Linked DNA regions of Homo sapiens: region 2 is linked to region 1. Evidence: read pairs that join two places in POLR2A ChIA-PET (ENCODE). Cell type or tissue: OCI-LY7. All regions are shown on one strand. Links, peaks and the distances in the headings refer to the core of each region. The heading gives the core; the rest is flanking DNA.

What was found. Peaks named below come from ENCODE experiments on the same cell type or tissue, not always from the same donor. Only the 100,000 strongest peaks of a DNase experiment are listed, where the experiment ranks them.
Region 2: POLR2A ChIA-PET joins it to region 1 with 5 read pairs; 2 of 35 experiments call an interaction of 5 or more read pairs at or near these places.

The regions. Positions count from the first base shown.
Region 1 is chr12:14,502,725-14,508,108 of GRCh38, forward strand. It overlaps ATF7IP (activating transcription factor 7 interacting protein), which reads left to right. Exons shown (of 15, transcript NM_018179.5): 15 at 1-206. It overlaps PLBD1 (phospholipase B domain containing 1), which reads right to left. Exons shown (of 11, transcript NM_024829.6): 9 at 4,209-4,394; 10 at 3,438-3,544; 11 at 937-1,230. The coding sequence ends at 1,048. Among named protein-coding and RNA genes, the nearest start is that of PLBD1-AS2, 25 kb to the right of the region's middle. RefSeq lists an enhancer at 2,758-3,957. In OCI-LY7, for the core only: no CTCF peak of the experiment used is centred there; no DNase peak of the experiment used is centred there.
Region 2 is chr12:14,571,876-14,577,259 of GRCh38, forward strand. The region is part of intron 2 of PLBD1-AS1 (PLBD1 antisense RNA 1); the gene reads left to right. Among named protein-coding and RNA genes, the nearest start is that of PLBD1, 6.7 kb to the left of the region's middle. In OCI-LY7, for the core only: a CTCF peak has its summit at 708; DNase peaks (open chromatin) are centred at 746 and 5,246; H3K4me3 peaks cover 1,032 bases; H3K27ac peaks cover 2,356 bases.

The DNA.
Region 1 (5,384 bases), core at 160-5,159:
CCTAATGTCTAATACAAACTGGGCTCCAGCAAGTGGCCCTATTTTTATTAGGGTTTTGAAGGTTTGTGTGTGTGTGTGCGTGCGTGTGTGTGTTTTTCTTTTTTAAATGTATAGTAGAGTGGTGTCTGTATAAGTGTTACCTGTAGTGGGGTTTTGTCCAGCAAGCCTGAAATTTATACTTTGAAATAAAACTACTGGGTTTTTAACATTCTGAGTACTCTGATTAATTCTGGTTATTCACCCTTGTGGCTTTTTTTCTTTCTTTCTTTTTTAAGAATCTTCCACCTTGTTTAGAATCACCCATTACATACTGTATGGTATGGCTTATTTAATCTACTTGGCAATTCCATGGCACTCAGATCACATGTAACTCTCCAGTTTCGAAAGAAAGTTGCTATGCAGGGTTGCTGCCAGATTGTATAGGTGCTTTTAGCTTATAGGAGGCAACAGTAAGCTTTACTGTATTGTATGCCTAACCTACATCACAAAAAGACTCAACTTATGCCTGTTAATGACCAGAAAAATCACTAACTACAATCACCAACTACTACTAGAGGTTCCTTTGAAAACGAAGCTCCAGCATCCCCTAGGGTTTTGTCATTAGGCATATTCATCCAGGGAAAGGGGAAAGAGCATAGGAGGAGTACAGATTCTTATGGGCGAGGCCTGGAAGTGGCACTCGTCTCAGGTTCCAATGGCTAGAATTGTCATGTGGCACAACTATCTGAGGGACACTGGGAGATGTGGTCTGTGTGAGCAGGCGTGAAAGGAGAACATGAATTCTGGTGAATGAAGGAGCTGTTTCTTCCATACCCTCTTGTGTATTAGCATGTATGCCGAAGCTTAGTGTTATTTATATATATATGTAACATTTCTTCTACAGTGCTCTACCTTATAGTGAGTGCTTACTGTAAAAACAACAAAGTCAGTGGGAAATGAAAGTGACAAATTAATATATTTTATTGCATAATTCTGATGGGAAAAACATAGCTAAAATAGTGCCTTTGGTATCTTATTTACAGTCTTCTAGTCCGTCATCTCCCTCCTTCATTTTATATCAAGTTTCAAAATTGGTTTCATGGTAATAAAATCAAAGTTGTAGACCTCTGGCATGCCCTGATGTAGAGTTTTGTTGAAACGGTCCCAGCGAAAAACAGGGAGGCCACCTTGTACTGTGGGACCACTTATGGCATAGGATGTGTACTGAGATGCTAGGTAGATATCTGCCACCTGGAAAGAGGGAGGAGGAGGACATTTTAGAAAATCATCGTTCAGCAAAAAATTAAATCCATGGCCTTCCCCACTCTCCCACTACCAAAGTCACAATATTAGCTTTTTTTTTGAGTCGGAGTTTCGCTCTTGTTGCCCAGACTGGAGTACAGTGGCACAATCTCAGCTCATTGCAACCTCTGCCTCCCAGGTTCAAGCAATTCTCCTGCCTCAGCCTCCCAAGTAGCTAGGATTACGTGGATGGGCCACCACACCCAGGTAATTTTTATATTTTTAGTAGAGATGGGGTTTTGCCTTGTTGGCCAAACTGGTCTCGAACTCCTGATCTCAGGTGATCCGCCCGCCTCAGCCTCCCAAAGTGCTGGGATTACAGGCATGAGCCACCGCGCCAGGCCGCCTTCTTTAAAACAAAATTTTCTTGCCATTTTTCACATTGTCTTTATATGATACAGTCTTCTGTATACATTTGGCTTAAATGTCAGTTGACTAGAAGTGTGTGAAATGAACAATGTAGCCAAAAGTGAGATATGAAGTCAGATTACTCATATTCAGAATTCTAGCTCCAAAGCTTATTTAAAAATCACTTAACCCCTCTATGAATCAGTGTTCTCCTTTGTAAAATGGGCTGATAACCCTACTTCATAGAGTTGGCATGAGGATTAATGCAAGCAATGCTCAAAGTAATGCCTAGAATAGATGAAGTTCTTAGAAAAAGTTGTTATTAATCAGGGTGGTAACAAGAGTCTGAAAGTAGATAGAGCTCACTGTCAAAAATTGAGGGCCGTGGTTCTCAAAAACACCTAACAACTGGCTAGCAGTGGGTCTTAATCTTAGAGGGGAAAGAGAATCTCTTCTTCTTTTCCCCATATTCAAAATGACTCTAAAGAGATAAATTACATTTTTAAAGAATATCCTTCAACAGAAACTTTCTGATAAGAACAATTGCAGGCCTCTGTCTCCAGAAGTGAGATTTGGTAGAGGGAAGCTTGGCTTGAGTTCTCCCAGGCAAGGCAGCAGAGGTGATTTTCTTTGTGTATTCTGTGATAGATACAAACTTCACACATTGACTGAATGTTTGCAAATGCCATTTTAAAAAAGGAATACAAAAACATTCATTGGGGTTTCATCTGTGCCAGCTTCTCTACGTCTACCTTTTTTTTTTTTTTTTTTAATGTTAACATTGAGAGTCATTACGGCTAAAGCTTTGCCTTCATCACATAGCTAAAAAGAAGGTTGAGCTGGAACTTAGGATACTTTAAAGCATTTCCTGTTTAGGTATTAGGCTGATAGAGAATCATGTGCAACTGGGGTCAGCATTCCTATAATTTTTTGAGCCAAAGACAGAATACACACTTTACCCTGACAGGTTTCTTCCAGAATTTAGGACAGCTGATGAAATGAAAAGACACACACCCAAGCCAAGAGTGCAAAAGGATGTAGTAGCATGATTCCACCAACCAAATGCCTCATACCCTCAGACGTCCCAAATCCAGTGGTGAGCAGGTAAATTTTTAACAACAATCTTTCTTTGTGAGGAAAAAAGTTCCTGATTTCCATAATGTAAATACTTTCACTGACTGGTTTGAAGCCATCAACACGTCAACTAACAATTGGTTCCTGCATGTCTATAAGCTGGCTTTAGCACACCACTGCAAACCTACTTATTACTTATATTTTCAGATACATTACAGCACTTATCAATTCTAACATTGTGAAAAACTGCTGTGCTTTAGGCATCTTGTCCAAACTTGCTCCTTCAGCTAAATTTGACTCATGTTTAACATGGAATCGCACTGCTTGAATAATATGTTCTTTGGACTTTGGGCCAGTCTGGTAAAACATAAGACAACAATAACATCATTATGGTTGTATACATTTACAAATAACTCACTAAGTGCTGTTGTAAACATTTTACAGAGATTAAAGCCTTATTCTTCAGAACAACATATGAGGTAAGTACTGTTATATCCATTTTACAGATGAGGAAACAGAAACATGACGGAATTATGTGATTTACTACTAAATGGCAGAGCAGGGACTTGAAGTTAGATAATAGGACCTACCACCAGAATCTCTGAAAAAGCTGATTCCTGGGTTGAGTTTATGGTTAGCGACATCGCTTCCTGCCATAAAAACCTGTGCAACTTTGCCTTTGGAGAGGCCTGTGTGCTGGTGGGAATTAAATTCAAAAGCCAATAGCATGTTACCTTTGTGTCATAACAACCTCCAGGACTTGGGTTAGGTGAGTTCAGGTCCTCACGGCAGCAGATGGTATTACAGGGGTCACCTCTACTGTAAGGATCCTTCTTATAATCTAGGAAACAGAAATGGGGAAGAGAGTGATTATTGGCTATTTGGAGACACACTTCTCCACAGTAAGGTTTTGAGGCCTGTTAAAGCCTAGATAATCAGAGAGTGTACTCCCACAGGCCTCCTCAGCCCAGTCTGCTTCCAGATAGAGACATCTCCCTTGGCTTGTGAGGAAGGAGTAAGTCCTTGGCCCCAGGCCCAGCCTGCCCTCAAGAACCTTACACAGTGAAAAATGGATGGGAAAGAGAACCAGATAAACGTCCATCAGCTGTTTCCAACAAAATAAATACAAATTTGACTTTGATGCTGTTCATACAAAAAAAATGAGGTATTTATGAACAATGTTTTGTTTTATTAGCTGCTGTTATCCTTGGAAGGAAACTTGTGTTTGGAGAAAAATTTTAAAGGACCCTCTATGAGTTATTTCTTCTGTGTTTTACAGATGATTTTTTTTTTTTCAATTAAAAAATGTATAGACTCTTCTCTTTCATTTTATAAAGGAGGCCAAAGCTCTATTTATTGAGTATAAAATGTACAATATTAGTTAAATACTTAAATAACTTCTTATAATTCCTTCTAGTACAGAGATGATAAACTTACATGGATTCTGTATCCATAGGGAAGAAAAGGAGTTTTGAAGAATGATTCTTGAGAAATATGCTACGTACTGTTGTATCGCATGATATATTTCATGGATGCCGTATCAGTCACTTTCCCTTGGTCACGCCGGAAAATTTTGGCTCGTGGAGCTAAATCATAAGAGTAGTCCAAGCCCAGCTTCTGAACTAACAGTGGATAGCCACTCCAGTTGTAGATTTTTTCATGGAAAGGAACATTGTAGGAGGGCCAATATCCTGATTTGGAATGGAAGGGAAGTAAGGGAGGGATTGACAGGGAAGGAGACAGAAAAGGAGAGAGAGCAAAAGAAATGTTATCCATGTTCATTTATTTTGAAAATGGGCACAGGCATTTAATTACAAAATAATGTACAGAAAATAAAGCTTTGCATGTGAACCCTGGCAGCCAAACAGCCTTTTAAATTTCCTAAATCAGCACAGCTCTAGGTTATTTCATTAGGGGAAGAAGAGCATCAGAATTCTCTGGTTTTCACCCAAAATTCTTAATCTCTAAGCCAAAAAACAACCATATTCTCTATAGAGCAAAATAAAGTATAATGCAAGGTGGTCTGGGGAGCTCATCTAAGTGGATTTAGTTACTGAAATGCCAAGAAATGGTTGTTCACAGTGTGGCCCTATAAAGGAAGATGTCAAATGGTAATCATGAAGTAGTGGAAGAACATAGCACTGGGAATAGAAAGCCTGAATTCTAGGCTCAGGGCTTAAGAATCAGGTCTTAGGCAGGCAACTTCATTTGTTTTGTTTCTGTTTCTTTTTTTTTGAAAGACGTCAATGGGGAGGGAGAGGAGAAGTCCATAATGTAAGGGGATTGGGGATGATCTTTTAGGTTACATTAGGCTTTTAATTCCTTTGACTCTAAACATTTATAAAGGCTCAGCTTCATTCAAAGCTTCATAGTGTGTGAAGGCCACATAGCCTACTAGTCACTGAGCACCAAATATGTGACACAGCTCTCTCTTGTAAAAGCAGAATTTCAGAAACATCCTGGATGACACTGGCCTGGGTTACTGCCTACAGAACAGTCAAGGAATGTCTCCACCATGCAGGGTTCTCTCCCACCTCCACATTCTCTCCTGGCCCTTTTCTGCCTTTCTCCTTTGTATTGTTGTACAGGACCTCCTCTTTAGGGGTGAGGTTACTGAGACAAAAAGAAAATGATAAGACATTCAGCCTTGCTAATTCTGAGACAGAGCCAGCATCAGAAGA
Region 2 (5,384 bases), core at 275-5,274, 69 kb after region 1:
TCCTGGGCTCAAGTGATCCTCCCACCTTGGCCTTCAAAAATGCTGGGATTACAGGTGTGAGTCCAACCAGTAAAAATTTTTAAATACCAGATTTAAGGTTGCGCAATTTCATTTGGACCAAATCCTTAGTGTCCTTTGCCTTCTTTATGTCCTTACCATTTTTCCTTAAGGATGACCTTAGCTTCGGGGGCTTATGTATTGACTTGGTACTAAATAAGGGACATTTACTCTGTGAGTCATACTCTTGGCTTAGTGGCCTCCACTAAGATATAGCTTTTTTTCTCATTCGGTCTGCAGGAATTGTAGTGCATAGGCATCTGCTGTTGGTATCTGCAGCTTTACCTTGACCTCGGATTTAGATTTCCAGATACTCTGTGTATTAGTTAATGTAATGCTAGCTATGATGACAGATAAACTCCAAAAGTTCATTGGATTAATGCAACAAAAGTTTATTGGTGTCTTGTATGCCAGTCCAGTGTGGGAGTTCTTAATCAGTAAGTGGCTTTCCTCCATGTAGAAATTTAAGAACCCACCTATCTTTCATCTTGTGGCTCTGTCATTCTCTAAGGCAGAAGTTCCCATGCTTTCTTGGTTTATAGTGCCCGTAGAGTGTCAGTAATATATTTTTAGGGCTGCAGACCAAAAGAAATACCTAACAGTTCTTTTTACTAAGTAGTTAGAGCCACACAATGCAATAGTAGTCATTTGCTCAGTATCCTACAGATGGTGCTACATGTCCCTCAAACATTTAAAGTATCCCAGAGAGCTCCGTTGATTGATTATAGTGTATTGTGCTACTACTGTTTCCCATGAGTATTTACTATATTCTCAGGTACACTCTGTGCATTCACTGTGGTTGCCAAACTGTGTGCGGGAACCATAATGCTATGGAGTCTTGTCTTCTGGCGATGGGAAGAGAAAAGCACCCCTCACCCCTGCTTCTTCTTTTTTTGTTTTTATTTATATATATATATATATTTTGAGATGGAGTCTCACTCTGTCGCCCAGGCTGGAATGCAGTGGTCCTATCTCGGCTCACTGCAATCTCCGATTCCCGGGTTCAAGCGATTCTCCTGCCTCAGCCTCCCTAGTAGCTGGGTAGCTGGGACTACAGGTATGCACCACGATGCCTGGCTAATTTTTGTTTTTAGTAGAGATCAGGTTTTCTCATGTTGGCCAGGCTGGTCTAGAACTCCTGACCTCAGGTGATCCACCCACCTCGGCCTCTCAAAGTGCTGGGATTACAGGCATGAGCCATCATGCTTGGCTGCACCCCTGCTTCTTAATAACTTCTGCTTACCTTCCATTGGCAGAGCTAGACATATTGCCCTATCTTTATGCTAACAAGACTGGGAAATGCAGCCTCTACCTGGGATGTCATTGCTCGGTATGGAAGTAAGAGCGCGCATTTCTGGTAGGCAGCCAGCTGTTTCTGACACACTTGGCAACCTCTTCATCCTGACTTGGATACTCTTGGGTCGTTTGGCTCATTCTCAAACCCCTCTGAGCCCTGCGGGAGTGGCAATAGGGCCTGAAAGCTAGTCTGATCTAGTGTGCATCAATTAATGAGCCAGCCATTGGGTTCATCTCCCCAAACATCTCCCTCAGTTATTGCTACTTTACAACTCAGGTGCCATGTGGGATTATATGGGTCCTATTCAAGGCTTGCAATTTTATGGGTATGTTCTGGAAAGTTTAAACATGTCTGCTCTGGTAATTAGAGACCTACTTTGAGTTTCTATTAGCAAACATTTCCACACTCTGCCTCACCCATCAAACAGATGACTCCCCCGCTAACGAGGAGGACAGTCCTAGACCCTTCACATCGACCCATTATGTATTTATCTCATCAGCTCTTCAAACTTTTTACTTCTGTGGGCAGGAACGAATTCAACATTAACATATATTGTTATTCTAATTTATTGTTCTTTAGTATATCATATGCTCTTCTGTTTCAGTCTGTTTTTCCATTTTCCAAGTTTTGATATTTCAAAACATTTTTCTCTTTCAGATTCATAGATCTTATGTTTTCATGGCTTTGAAGACTATTGTCTCTGTACACACAAGGTCTCAGAAAGCCACAGAGTTTACCCTTTGGTCTTCTGATATTTTTGTTTTTTCCTCCCTTAAGCAATAAGCCTTTGCCTTTTGGAATAAATATAGCTGTGAAAGATTTACTAGGTTAAATAAGAATTTCTCAAAAGAAAAATATGTAGAGTAAACCGGGTGTGGTGGCTCACGCCTATAATCTCAGCACTTTGGGAGACCAAGGTGGGTGGATCACTCAGTCAGGAGATTGAGACCAGCCTGGCCAATATGATGAAACCCTGTCTCTACTAAAAATACAAAAATTAGCCGGGCGTGGTGGTGAGCACCTGTAGTCCCAGCTACTTGGGAGGCTGAGGTAGGAGAATTGCTTGAACCCAGGAGGCGGGGGTTGCAGTGAGCCGAGATTGCATCACTGCACTCTAGCCTGGGTGACAGAGTGAGACTCCATCTTAAAAAAAAAAGAAAAGAAAAGAAAAGAAAAATATGTAGAATAATATTTTAGACTACCATCTAACTACAATTATGAACATTTACTTATGTAATTGATTTTTCTTTTCTATTTTTTCCTCCATTATTGCGTGTAGGTTGTGTTGGTGGTTAAATTTACTCTTTGGGATTTAGGGCCAGGCAGCATGGCTCATGCCTGTAATCCCAGAACTTTGGGAGGCCAAGGTGGGAGGATGATTTTTGCTCAGGAGTTCGAGACCAGCCTGGGCCCTGTAGTGAGACCCTGTCTCTATTAAAAAAAAATGTATATTTATATGTATATGGAAAAATAAGCTTACCATTTGGTCCATCAGTATCAGAATACTGAGTCTACGTTGCTGCAGAATCAAAGAAAAAACGAACATTTTTCATAAATCCCAGGTTTGGGCTCAATGCCTATGGAGCTTGTCTTGACCACTTATAACCGTCTGTCCTGTCTGTCTGTCCTCTCATCTATGCACTTGCCTGTCCTTTATACATGCTGCTGGCCTGTGAGTGTCTTGTAAATTGGGTACAACAGGAGGGGCTGCCATTGGTCAGTGATTATAAGGCTGTTATAGCATGTCTTGGCTTTAGGACCATGGTTTTAGGGGTGAGATTTGAATCAGGAATGGATTGACTACAGCAGGAGAGGTAGAGGTTAAGAAAGAAATTGCTGTACAAGCTGAATACTGATTAAGCAGTTTATTGTTACTATTATTTTTCTAGAGACAACAAAGTTATGAACTTTTTATCCTACTGGTAGGCTTTTCTTTCCCATCCTTACCTTCAAAGAGGCTGAAAAAGGCACTTCTGAATACTTTTAGGGCCAAGAGCATTTTCTGCATTGCTTGAGGGATGCAATTTTTACTTAATTGTTCCTTTTTCATTATTTCCCTAAACCTTTTCCTCTAGCTCTTTCCTAAATTGTGTGGCTGCATTCTTGAGTAGCTGCCACCAACTTCCTCTATTTACATTTCTTCTCCCAGGTTTACGATCTTAGTATCTTCTCTTCATTCTACAGAAAAAAAGTACAAATGCCAAATACAAACAGTTAACTAGACATAATCCTTTCTTAGTGGTATTGAGCCTTGACTGTAGATGTGAAACACTCCTATATTAAATATCCACAGCTCTTCTTTCAGGTTGTAGGAAAGGATTTAAGCCTTAATGGTACTGGCATAACAATGACTAAATGAAAAGTGCCTGATAAATATTTGATGAGTCTGGCTGCTACTGATTAATGAAGACAGTAAGAAGAACAATTGTAGGCAGTCAATTCTTGAAAAGTGGCTAGAAATTAACATTTAAATATAACCCAGGGTTGGCTGGGCTTAGTGGTTCATGCCTGTAATGCCAGTACTTTGGGAGGCTCAGGCAGAAGGATCACTTGAGGCCAGGAGTTCAAGATGAGACTGGGCAACATAGCAAGATCCATCTCTACGCACACACACACACACACACAAAAAAAAAAAAAAAAAAAAAGATTGGCTAGGTGAGGTGACACATGACCTAGTTCCATCTACTCAAAAGGCTGAGGTGAGGTGAGAGGATCCCTTGAGCTCAGGAGTTTTAGGCTGCAGTGAGCTATGAGTGTGCCATTGCACTCCAGCCTGGGCAACAGAACCAGACCCTGTCTCTAAATAAATAAATAAAACCCAGGCTCAAAACTCCAGAATTTGTTTCTAGGAAAAGATCACATTTCAGCCTGGACAGACACCTCCTGGATACAGGAAATTGAGTTAGAAACTGTGCATATCAATCTTCTCTACAACTGTCCTCTGAGGAGTTCTGAGGAGCAGTGCCAAAAGACATTTGAATACTCTCTCTGTTGAGAAACACACTGTCTACCAACTCTTTTAATTTTAAGATGAATGATCAGAAACAAGAATGAACATGACATGGAATCGTTGAAAGATATCGCAGAATGAGAAAAAGGGGGCATGTCTTGAAATCTTGGATTTGTAATCTTGGTAGATTTCTAAAACTACCAATTTAAGGAAATGAAATAATATTTTAGAAAATGTTTTGACATCTTCCACAGAGTATGAACAAACATGGCCTGCAAGAGCAAAACATCTGTAAAGAAAAACAGGATATAAGGAAAATGCATGAGATGAAAAGGGAAGATGAGTAGAATAAGAAAGTGTTGATAGAAAATTGAAAATTTAATAGTGGAAATTAACGTTTCCATTGGAGACAATAGTAAAATGGAGAAACTGACAGTGTTAAAAAATTGAAATTGCTAACTCAATTTCAAGGACAAATTGATAAAGCTCTCCAAGAAGAAGGAGGAAAGATAAAAAGATTAAAATGAAAAGGAAGATAAAGGTAAGAGACACAAAAGACTGCAGAATTCAAGCAAAAACTGAGATGTTTCTGACCATGCAATCAAACTAATTAGAATAGAATCACGGATGAAAACACTATCAAGAAAACTTTTCTGAGGTGAAAAAGAGATCTAAGTGTTTCTCCTGATATGATGTGATGGAAGAGGCACAAATCATGAGGATAAAATCTGACTGGGCTGACTCAAGGGTACATGACATGCATAGTCAAACAGGGCCCCAGCTTTAAAGGGGCCCACATTTGATTTAATGCTCTGCTGTCACTGTCTTTAAATTCTTACCCAGGATGGAGTGCAATGGCACAGTCACGGCTCACCACAGCCTCGACCTCCCAGGTGATCCTCCCATCTCAGCCTGTCAGCTCGCTGGGATTACAAGTGTGTGCCATCACGCCTGACTAATTTAAAAATTAGCCAGGCATGATGGCACACACCTGGGTGCGTGGGCGACAGAGCAAGACTCCGTCTCAAGAAAAAAAAAGAAAAGAAAGGATTACTTTGATATACTTCAATTGATTGACAA